2 separate regions of the Homo sapiens genome follow, and region 2 is linked to region 1. Evidence: chromatin loops called from intact Hi-C (ENCODE). Cell type or tissue: Caco-2. All regions are shown on one strand. Links, peaks and the distances in the headings refer to the core of each region. The heading gives the core; the rest is flanking DNA.

Region 1 (5,389 bases), core at 98-5,097:
AATCACTTGAACCCAGGAGGCAGAGGTTGCAGTGAGCCGAGATTGTCCCACTGCACTCCAACCTGGGTGACAGAGTGAGACTTTGTCTCCAAAAAAAAGGATGATTTTAGCCTGTGAATTTCCCCGCTGCTGTATATATGTATTTATTTTAAGCATTTTGGAAATTGATGTATACCATAGATGGAAAATAGAGAATGTCAGTTCTCACTAATAAGTCTAGGCAAGAATTCCATTGATGGTGATTAAAACTCTTAGTTCTAGAAGTCTTTAAGGAATTGTGAAGCTCTATCTGAGGAAGACTGGCAGTGCAAAAATAATTTCTCCACAATCACAAAGACAGAATAGAGGTGGATTCTGAAAAATATAATCAACTTGCAAAATTGAATAAACTGCTGAATCGATTATTTCTATTTAGCAAAAGGAAGCATGATAGCTAGGAACCTGCATAAATTCTCTAGAAATTAACTTGATTTTTATAGTTGACAGAGTCATGTATTAGGGCCTGGGTACCTGATATACTGGATGGACTATTTCATGCTGCCCTTGGAGACAAGTTGGAGAAACGTTGGCAGCAGTGAAGTGAATTTACATGTATTGAACCATTACATCAACGAGTGTGAACTTTTACAAGATTCTAGTAGACCTGGAAAACATGGTGATAGAACTGAAAATATGTAGCCTGGAAAAGAAAAATGTTTTGTTGTTTTCCCTCTTGGGCAGTATAGGCATGGCAACTATTCTCAAATATTTCTAATAGCTCTGTCATTAAAGACCAATTAGATATTCCTCGTATCTCAAGTAGGACAATTTGGGATCAGGAAGGCAGAATTTTCTTCATACAAGGGAAAACATTTCTGTCAATAAGTCTAACAGAAACGACTATCTTTTGAGGTAGGAAATTTACTTTAAAGATGAGTTACTGCAGAGGTTGGATGCCTGTCTTGGACATTGTTTAGTGGTTGCTCACATTGAAGGGAATTTGGACAAGATAATTTCTTAGGGCCCACTCTAAACTTTTAGAAAGCAAATGAACATCTTTCTCTTTGTCATCATGGCTGAAGGAGCATATTATGTTTTGTCACACAGAAAAGTCTTTCATTGCTAAGTGCCCTGAATTCAAGATGGACCAGTCATGAGAAAACCTTCTAAAAGCCATGAATAACAAGAATTTCCTCAAAGCATTACATCATGATAAAAGCCACCAGAAAGAGGGAACATTCTGGTTTCTTCCTTAATAATAACCCAAAATATTTCTTGTTTATTTTAATTCAACTTTTTTTTTTTGCAATAGGGTCTCACCCAGGTTGAATGCAGTGGTGTGATCATGGCTCACTGAAACCTCAACTTCTTAGGCTTAGGTGATCCTCCCACCTCAGCTTCCCAAGTAGCTGGGACTACAGGCGTGCACCACCATGCCCCACTATATATGTATATATTTTTTTCGTAGAGACAGGGTTTTGCTATGTTGCCCAGGCTCGTCTCAAACTCCTGGGCTCAAGCAATCTGCCTGCCTTGGTCTCCCAAAGTGCTGGGATTACAGGTGTGAGTGACTGTTCCTGGCCCCAAAATATTTCTTCCTTTCTTTTTTTTTTTTTTTTTGGAGACGGAGTCTGGCTGTTTCTCAGGCTGAAGTACAGTGGTGCAATCTCTGCTCACTGCAACCTCTGCCTCCCGGGTTCAAGCAATTCTCCTGCCTCAGCCTCCTAAGTAGCTTGGGACTACAGGCACCCACCACCATGCCCGGCTAATTGTTGTATTTTTAGTAAAGGCGGGGTTTCACTGTATTGAACAGGCTGGTCTTGAACTCCTGACCTCAAATGATCCACCCACTTCAGCCTCCCAAAATGCTGGGAATACAGGCGCGGCCACCGTGCCCAGCCAAAATATTTCTTAAATGTATCCAATCCAACAGGAATTATGACCACCATATAATAATTTGAATCATGAATGCTGCCTTTTCTCTTATATTCTAGTAGCAGTTTGTTGAAAAACAGGATCCCTTTGTAAATATCAGTAAATATTTTCTTAATGCTCAAAGTTATCCATGAGTTTTCCTTTTCTAGTCAGATTGTTGAAGGCCTTGATTCCTAGTTTAGAAAGTTGGTACATGATGACCACTTTGACTGTGTAGTCTATGTGAAGAAATACAGTTTATACCACATCAGGTTCATATATGCCTTATAACTGAAATTGAATATTTGAGAAATGACACTTATACCTACCCATTAGTATAACATTCTAAAATTTTCAATTGAATTCAATCCAATTAATTAATAATTAAATACTGTTAATGCCCCACTAATTTCACAGAATTTTCAGGTTGGAAAACACTGCTATAATCACTGCTATAATAGTCACTGAAAATTCAAGTAATGGCAGAATAAATTAGATAATTCAAATCTTGTCACTTAAGACATTTGATAAACTTGCTACAGAAAGATAATTTTTGCATCCTTATTGTATGAAAAATACTGGGGTTTGAGATACGTTTGCACATTCTTCTTTGTTTCCCTTCTTCCTAGCCTTTCAGCCTCCTCTCCCTGTCTTCCCACAGAAAACCATACACTTTGGCGGCAGCCTCTTGAAATGTGGAAGACTATAAGAAAGCTGTATAGATAGACTGCCTTCGTTCTGTGTACCTTAAAGCTTTACAGCTAGAGAAGCAAGTTTTAGCCTAAAGCTTGTCTGTTTATGAGCACATTCAGGTGACTGCCGTGATAATGAAATTGCCGATACGCTGCTCAGAGCTGCTTGGGTAACCATTCTTTTATTATCAGGAAGGCAAACACGGTTTATAAGATCAAAGTGGACACCTCCTGCAAGTTACATTTATTACAAGAGGCTAAAGTGTCCACATTCCTAGGAATCAATAAGACTTAAGGCAGAAAGATAGTAATATGCAATAGATGAATGCAAATTTTGACAGTTCAACAACCACCTACGTAGGGGACAGAAACAAGAGGTAACCTAGTTCTGAAAGTTACCAATTCTGCCAGCTCTGTGGTTAAGCAAGGTGCTTGATATTGTAATAGCCATAGTCAGAGTCAGCCTGACAAAAATGTTGACTGTCAGTGCAGGCACTGAGAATACTTTTATAACTGTCTCCACTGCAGATTCCTCTGACGGCATTTTGATCCTACTGTTTCAGGAAGCAGGACCCCTACTCTGCTATCACAGTGCAAATAAAGTAAAGGTCATTATAACCAGTCACTATCACGGTATTTGGAAAGCCAGCCTGGGTGAGTTCTAGCCCTTAAAATGTGTACTTTCACATCATAGCGGCCGAACTGTGGCTCTTCTGCTGTGGGCCAGCACCTAATAACAGTTCTACCACGGTTAAGGCCCTTTTGTACTCCTCTCCACACGCATGTTTTAAAAATTTTTACATTTAAAACGTTTTAAATTTATTTTCTTTTCTCATCTATATTTTAAACTGACATATAAAAGTTGTATATATTTATGATGTACAACATGATGTTTTGAAATACGTACATATTGTCGAATGGCTAAATCAAGCTAATTAACATATGCATCACCTCACAACCTTGTCACTCGTCCCACCTTAAGCCCCTCTGTCAAGACTTTCAGATGGTTGCCTTCAGAGAAGTCTGAAGAACATCTCTCAGCTAAGCTCACTTCAAATGCTTATTAGAAACACTTTGCTTAGATTACTAAAAAGATTTTCTAGTAGTTTTGAATACCCATGAAATTTTGGCCAAAGCATTTGAGGAAGTAACAAAGGTCCTTTATTATTTCTTTTCAAAAACTCTCCAGTAAGTATCACGTCAAAAGAGGCTGAACTCCAGAAGCTCTGGATATTTAATGAGAGCGCTTCATTTTACAAAAGAAACGACTTCTCTCGCGTGGTATCAGGCTAACGTCTTCTGAAATTCCCTTTGCTTCCCCAGGAGTTCATTTTTCTAAAGACTAGAAGTGTAGGAAATATTTTCCTGATCATTATGAAATGTTGATTGTAATTTAAACTGTTAGTGTCAAGGAAGTGGTTTTCGTACTCAGTAGCTTCTTTACTGCAAACTTTTATGGCCCATATTATTGATGAAAAGACGATATTTTTAATGCATTTTAAATGGACTCAGAGTGTGCAAAGCCTTGATCACAGACATTTTTCTTGTACTAAGAAAAACATATATAATAGTTTTAAAATAACAATTTTAATGATATCAAAGGGTGCAGTATAAGGAATAGATATATAGTATACCTTGGATAATCTCTGGGCTAACTGTTGGAAAAAGTTTACCATTCACTATGAAAGGTCTTGATAGTCTGTCAAACTAAACTATACATATTTTTTCTTTTTCTTTAAATGCATACTTCTTATGTCCACACTGAAAAAACAGGATGTCGTTTGGTAGAAATTAATCATTAGATCATTGCTGTACATTCTTCTCTGTACAGGATGTACTTAAATTAGGGGCAGGATTATCAAAGATAATTGACTCTGGGTATATCACTTTGATTGAATTCCCCATGTTTCAGTTGTGGGAACACCTGCTTAGGAGCACGCTTCCGTTATAGGTACACAATTTCAACAGGGTATAGAAAGTAGGCTTAAACACTGGTTCATATTTTATATCAATTTCTAATAAAAGAAAAACAAAATAGTTGTTTTCAGTAATCCTTTAGGGAAAAGTCAAAAGAACAGAAACAACTGAAAATAAGAAAGCATCTAAGAAGGGAACATGCCTTCCTTTTCTATGTATTTTCTGTTTATGCATTTTCCTGGTTCTTTCATCTGTACAGTTTCATGCTTAGCAAAGTTTAAGAAGGGGTGTTCCATGAATTCGATACAGCTTGTAATTTTCTACAGGGTGTAGGTCTGACCTTTCTGTGATGTTTTGCATATTGTTGCCGCCTGTTTTATTCCATTTTGTTAGAGATAATTGTCTTCTTGAGCCCAGGTTTAACACTGCAATGAGTTACCTGCCCTCACCCCCTCGGCCCCTCCCTTGGCTGCTACTCACTCAAAAGGGTCGCTGGGATCTGCCCTCTGGAGCTCTGGAGGGATGGGGATTCTTTTGTAGTACATTTCCCAGTCGAAGGCTCCTCGCATGGCATCCCCAGCTTGTGCCTCATACCCGAAGTGATTGTGGTCAATGACATCGATCATGGGACACACGATGGTTTTGTGGTTTAGTGCAATTTGGTCTGAAAAATGAAAGCACAAAATAGGAAATGACATGCCTGCCTAGGTCATCTATCATTTTTCAGCAAAGAGAAGCCTACAGTCCTCCACTAATGCATAATGCTTGCAGCCGTGGCTCCCTGTCCTCCTTAGAGCCCTTTTCAGGAATCTCTGAATTCTGGACTTAATGTGATGGGACAGCGATTAGGTCCAATTAGAGTTGTTGTATTTTCCTTTAAGAAAGTT
Region 2 (5,389 bases), core at 192-5,191, 89 kb after region 1:
ATGGAACAGAATAGAGAATCCAGATATAAATCCATGCACTTACAGCCTGCTTATCTTCAACTTAGGCACCAAAAACTTACAATGAGGAAAGAACAGTCTTTTCAATAAGTGGTGCTGGGAAAACTGGGTAACTATCTATATGTAGAAGAATAAAGCTAGATCCCTATCTCTTACCCTACATAAAAATTAAATCAAAATGGATTAAAAACTTGAATCTAAGACCAGAAACTATGAAACTACTAGAAGAAAACTTTAGGAAAATGCTCTAGGACATTTATTTGAGAAAAGATTTTTTTGTGTAAGACCTCAAAAGCACAGGCGACCAAGAAAAAATAGACAAATGGGATTACATAAAGCTAAAAAGCTTCTGAACTACAAAGGAAACAATCAATAAAACTGAATAGACAACCTGCAGAATAGGAGAAAATATTTGCAAACTATCCATCTGAAAGGGGATTAATAACCAGAATATATAATATATAAGGAGCTCGAACAACTCAATAATGGAAAAACCCAAATAATCAAATTAAAAATAGGCAAAGGATCTCAATAGACATTTCCCTAAAGAAGACATACAAATGGCCAACAGGTGTATGAAAAAATGCTCATCATCTTCAATCATCAGAGATATGCAAATCAAAACCACAATGAGATATCTCACCCCAGTTAAAATGGCTTGTATCAAAAAGACAGGCAACAACAGATGTTGGCAAGGATGTGGAGAAAGGGCAACCTTCATACGCTAAGTGGGAATGTAAATTAGTATAGCCACTTGGAGGACATTATGGAATCTCCTCAAAAACCTACAAGTAGAACTTTCATATTGTCTAGCAATTCTACTACGGTGTATATATCTGAGAGAAAGGTAATCAGTATATCAAAGAGATATTTGCACTTCCATGTTTATTGCAGCACTATTCATAAAACCCAAATATTATGATATTCACAATACCCAAATCACTATTCACAATAGCCAAAATATGGAATCAACCTAAGTGCCCATCAGTAGATGAATGGATAAAGAAAATGTAATATATATACACACATATATATTTCATTGTATATGTACATATATATTTCATTGTATATGTACATATACAATGAAATATAATTCAGCCATAACAAAGCATGAAATCCTGTCTTTTTCAGCAATGTGGATGGAACTGGAGCCTATTATGGTAAGTGAAATAAGCCAAACACAAAAAGGCAAACATTGCATATTCTCACTCCTATGTGAGAACTAAAAAAAGTGGATCTCATGAAGATTGACAGTAGACTGGTGGTTATCGGAGGCCAGGAAGGTAAAATGGAGTAATATAAGAGAAAAGGAAGAAGGATATAAATGTATTTATTACCACTGAATTGTACACATAAAAATAGTAAAGATTGGGCCGGGCTTGGTGGCTGACGCCTGTAATCCCAGCACTTTGGGAGGCCAAGGTCAGGAAATCAAGACCATCCTGGCCAACACAGTGAAACCCCATCTCTACTAAAGATACAAAAAATTAGCCAGGCGTGGTGGCAGGTGCCTATAGTCCCAGCTAGTCGGGAGGCTGAGGCAGGAGAATCGCTTGAACCCAGGAGGCGGAGGTTGCAGTGAGCTGAGATCCCGCCACTGCACTCCAGCCTGGGTGATACAGCGAGACTCTGTCTCAAAAAGAAAAAAGAAAACAATAGCAAAGATGGTATTTTTTACCTCAATAAAAAAACAATAAAAAGAAGAAAAATATTTTTAATATTAAAATAATTTAAATATTAAAAAGAAAAATATTTAAAAACATTTTAATGCTTAAATAATGTGCTAGAATTAAGAGTTTTCTTATTGTTTGACATTTAAATTATTTCTGTTCTTATTAATACACATAATGGTGTTAATAACATCTTCATGCATATGCTTCTGTTCAAAATTAGGATACAACACAACAAATTGAGTTACTTGTTCAAAACATATGAAAAAATTAATAGCATGTGACACACTTTGTTAGATTTATTCCTTAAAGGCCAATTAACACTGACATCAGCAATATGGGATTACCAATTTTCCTGCTTTCTTGATAGTATTGGGAATTATCTTTATAAAAACAGGATTTGTTTGGCTAATTTATTAGATTAAATACATATCTCATGCCTCATTGTTTTAATTTGAATTTATTTGCTCATTAGTGAATCTGAGCATTTTTCTATGATTATTTACTGAATTCGTTTATAGTTTGTGAGTAATTATCCTTCCTTTAGATTTGGCAGCTCTTGAAAAAATGAGACTAGAATGGGAGAAAGTTGTGTGGTGTAAAGTATATGACTTTCTGCAGATGAATTTAGAGAGGTAAGACTTCTGGATGACTACAGCGTTATTTCTTAAAACAGTAGAGTGGCCAGGTTTTTCTATGGGCACACAAGGAGCTTGGGTCAAGTCATAAATTGTGTTGACACAAAATGACAACTGAGAGAAAAGAATTTTACTATCAATTTTATTAACTTTAATATTAAGGTAGAAAAATATTCATTGTTATTTAAATACTTTTAACCTCATTTACACATTTTATAGTTTTCCAGTTTATTAAGTTTTTAATCTGAATGCCAGTGGGATGTCTTTCGCCTTTGAGAGTCACTTATATTTGATTCCTGAAAGTTAATCTATTTTCACAGAGATCCTTAACAATAATCATTAATGAAGATGACCTGACATTTGATCACTTGAAATGGTGGTTAAGCTCACAGAAGCAGGGACTATTAGAGAGAGAATAGGGACCTCATACACCAGGTAAGAAACATGTTCTGACAACTTCTGAGTTCCTTCTTTTTGATCATTTCTGTATTTCAAGCTCCTAGAACACTATCTGATATATGATAGGCTCTCAATCAATATGTGTTGAATTGGATGGATCATGATAAGCTTCCATTATTTTCATCCCTATGTGTCAAGAACTTTCCTATTCTTCATCACTGTACTTTGATCAAGTGTTCTCATCAGAGTATAATCATCTTATAATAATTGTGATTATAGGTTGGGGTTCAATCAGGCTGGTGGGAAAAATATTAAGATAGTTATAGTAATAGCCAAAAACTCTCTTGGAAGATCTGAGAGTTTGCATAGCTTCAGATTGCTTGGCTGAAGGCAGCCAAGCTCTCCTTGCAGGAGCCAGAAAGATTAGGGTGCAAGTACAAAGGAATGTGGGAAGTTGCTCTTACTAACATGCTTACTTATATTGGCTTAAGACTGACCTTTGTCCTACCGCGGGTACTTTACTGCCTCCTACTCGGGGGTCGGCAGAAGTTTATTACCTGCAAATGATGTTTGCTTTAGGCCTCGGAACCTGGCCTTTGATCCTTACCTTCTAGTGGTGTTTACTCACAACTTTTGTTAATTAGTCACTGAATAAATGGCGAGAGCCTCGCTAGCTGATCAGGGCCCAGTGGCAACTGTTTACAGGGCTCAGCAGGAAGCCTGTAAGCGACTGGGACCCTCAGCGGGACTGGCAGAGCAGAATATCTGTGTGTCAGTGTACGTTTATTCATCCATCGCTGAATCAGGGCTCTGAAGGAACAGACTCCCCGCAGCTAGTGCCCCCGCGGAAGGAACGCTGCCTCAATTATAATCATTGAAACTTCTACAACATTCCAGGCAGTGTTCTAAGGGGGCTTCATACATTTTATAATTTAATCCTCACAACAACCTTATGAAATAAGTACCATTATTATCCCTATAAACCTCTAACTTCTATCAGAGTACGTATTTTATCTCTCTTGTTCACTGATATATCTACAAGCTTAGAACATTACGTGGCACATCATAGAAGCATGACAAATATTAGCAGAATGAATAATTTTTTTCACAGATGAGGAAATGACTGTTTATCATTCATTAACCAAATCCAGACCTCTTTAAAGCAGAACGCAAGATTGTTAAACATTTGTCAAGAAACTCTAAGCCTATCTCTAACCCTTCTACACCTAATTCTAACTTTTGACAATATTTTCAACCCAATTTTTATCTTAAGTTAGGAATATAGTCTCTCAACGTTTTGGCCTAATTAGGAACATTTATACTGTTTATAATTTTGATTATCTTTGATAAAGAGTCTCTCCAGTTATATTACAACCCCTTATATCTGTTGAGAAGAAGATCCTTATTTGATCTAGATAAGCACAGTGGACTCAAAGCTAAGTTTAGGAGTAATATTTTTCCTGACATGCTCTGAGAAATTCTGCATTCCTAAAACTAGAAGAATGTGTGGAGCCTGAGTACAGTAGAAGGTGAAAAAGTTTGGGGGTGGCACGGAGAGCCAAAATACTTAGTACTAGGACTATGTAATATTCAGTTGGAAGTTGCTTTTATTAATGTTTATAATTAAAATCCTCATTAATCCTCATAGATATTCTGTAGTGTCTCCTATACATGCAAATGTTGTGTTAAATGGATTTTTCCAAAGAACTAAGGTAGGAGATGAGAATTACCCCTAAAATGCTATATGGAATAGAGAAATAATTCATGACCCAAACTAATTCAGTACTAACAGAAGCACGGAGACAGGGGAAAAATACTTGAAAAAAACCCAGAAAATTTTGGCTGTTGGGGGAGACGAAGACTTCCATTGCATGTGAAAAATTGTGTGAAATCATGTCTGGGTGTCCTGGAAGAAGGAGAGCCCAGGTGATATCTTGTTAGCACCCTGATGATGTTCAAGCTCCTTTCTTGCTCTTCTTCTTGGTGCCCAGATTCCTGGATTTCACATTTTGATTCTTGAATCCCAGATTCCTTGAGCTTTTCACCTTTTATTTCTTTTTCTCTTTCTCAGGTTTCTGAATCATTTCTATTTTTTCCCCAAACTTTGGGTCTATTGCCATATTTTGACGTAAAAACTGATTCTTTAGTACTTGGCTAACCACTTCAATAACTTCCCTTCTTAATTCACTCATTTTAATTAATTTTTATACAAATGTATTGAGGTCTTGCTGTGTGTCAGGAAGAGCATAGGAAGGCTTAATTTAAGCAATCTCAGACTGCAGAGGTGGGAGACACTTGGAAACAGAAAAAGCACAAGACAGTTGTGCAAAGGCTAATATACAAAGTTGAACACAGGGAGAGAGCCCAACTAATTGATTCAGAGATGCTTCACAAAGGTGTTGTCATTCATGATGGGTGACTCTGGGTCTTTGATAATCATCGACTGCTCACTAGTCCTGAGTTTCCTTACTTCCAGATTTTATGTTACGTGAGAAAAAGCGTATCTTGTTTAAGCTACTATAGGATGGATTTTGTGTTGCTTAGGTTTGAATAAATTCCAAATGATATCTTGTATAATAGACTAATGGCTTGAAATAAAGGACTGATGATGTGGGTGGGAGAAGTTGAGAAGAAGGATTGAAATCTAGAATCATTTCTAAATAG

Evidence for each region. Peaks named below come from ENCODE experiments on the same cell type or tissue, not always from the same donor. Only the 100,000 strongest peaks of a DNase experiment are listed, where the experiment ranks them.
Region 2: a loop joins it to region 1, with 8 times the contacts of the local background. A loop is called at or near these places in 1 of 110 quality-filtered maps.

The regions. Positions count from the first base shown.
Region 1 is chr4:172,813,317-172,818,705 of GRCh38, reverse strand. It overlaps GALNTL6 (polypeptide N-acetylgalactosaminyltransferase like 6), which reads right to left. Exons shown (of 13, transcript NM_001034845.3): 7 at 4,983-5,166. Among named protein-coding and RNA genes, the nearest start is that of GALNTL6-AS1, 89 kb to the right of the region's middle. In Caco-2, for the core only: no CTCF peak of the experiment used is centred there; a DNase peak (open chromatin) is centred at 2,725; H3K4me3 peaks cover 464 bases.
Region 2 is chr4:172,724,196-172,729,584 of GRCh38, reverse strand. The region is part of intron 5 of GALNTL6 (polypeptide N-acetylgalactosaminyltransferase like 6); the gene reads right to left. GALNTL6-AS1 (GALNTL6 antisense RNA 1) reads left to right here and starts at 2,707. Exons shown (of 3, transcript NR_125894.1): 1 at 2,707-2,761. In Caco-2, for the core only: no CTCF peak of the experiment used is centred there; a DNase peak (open chromatin) is centred at 3,314; H3K4me3 peaks cover 157 bases.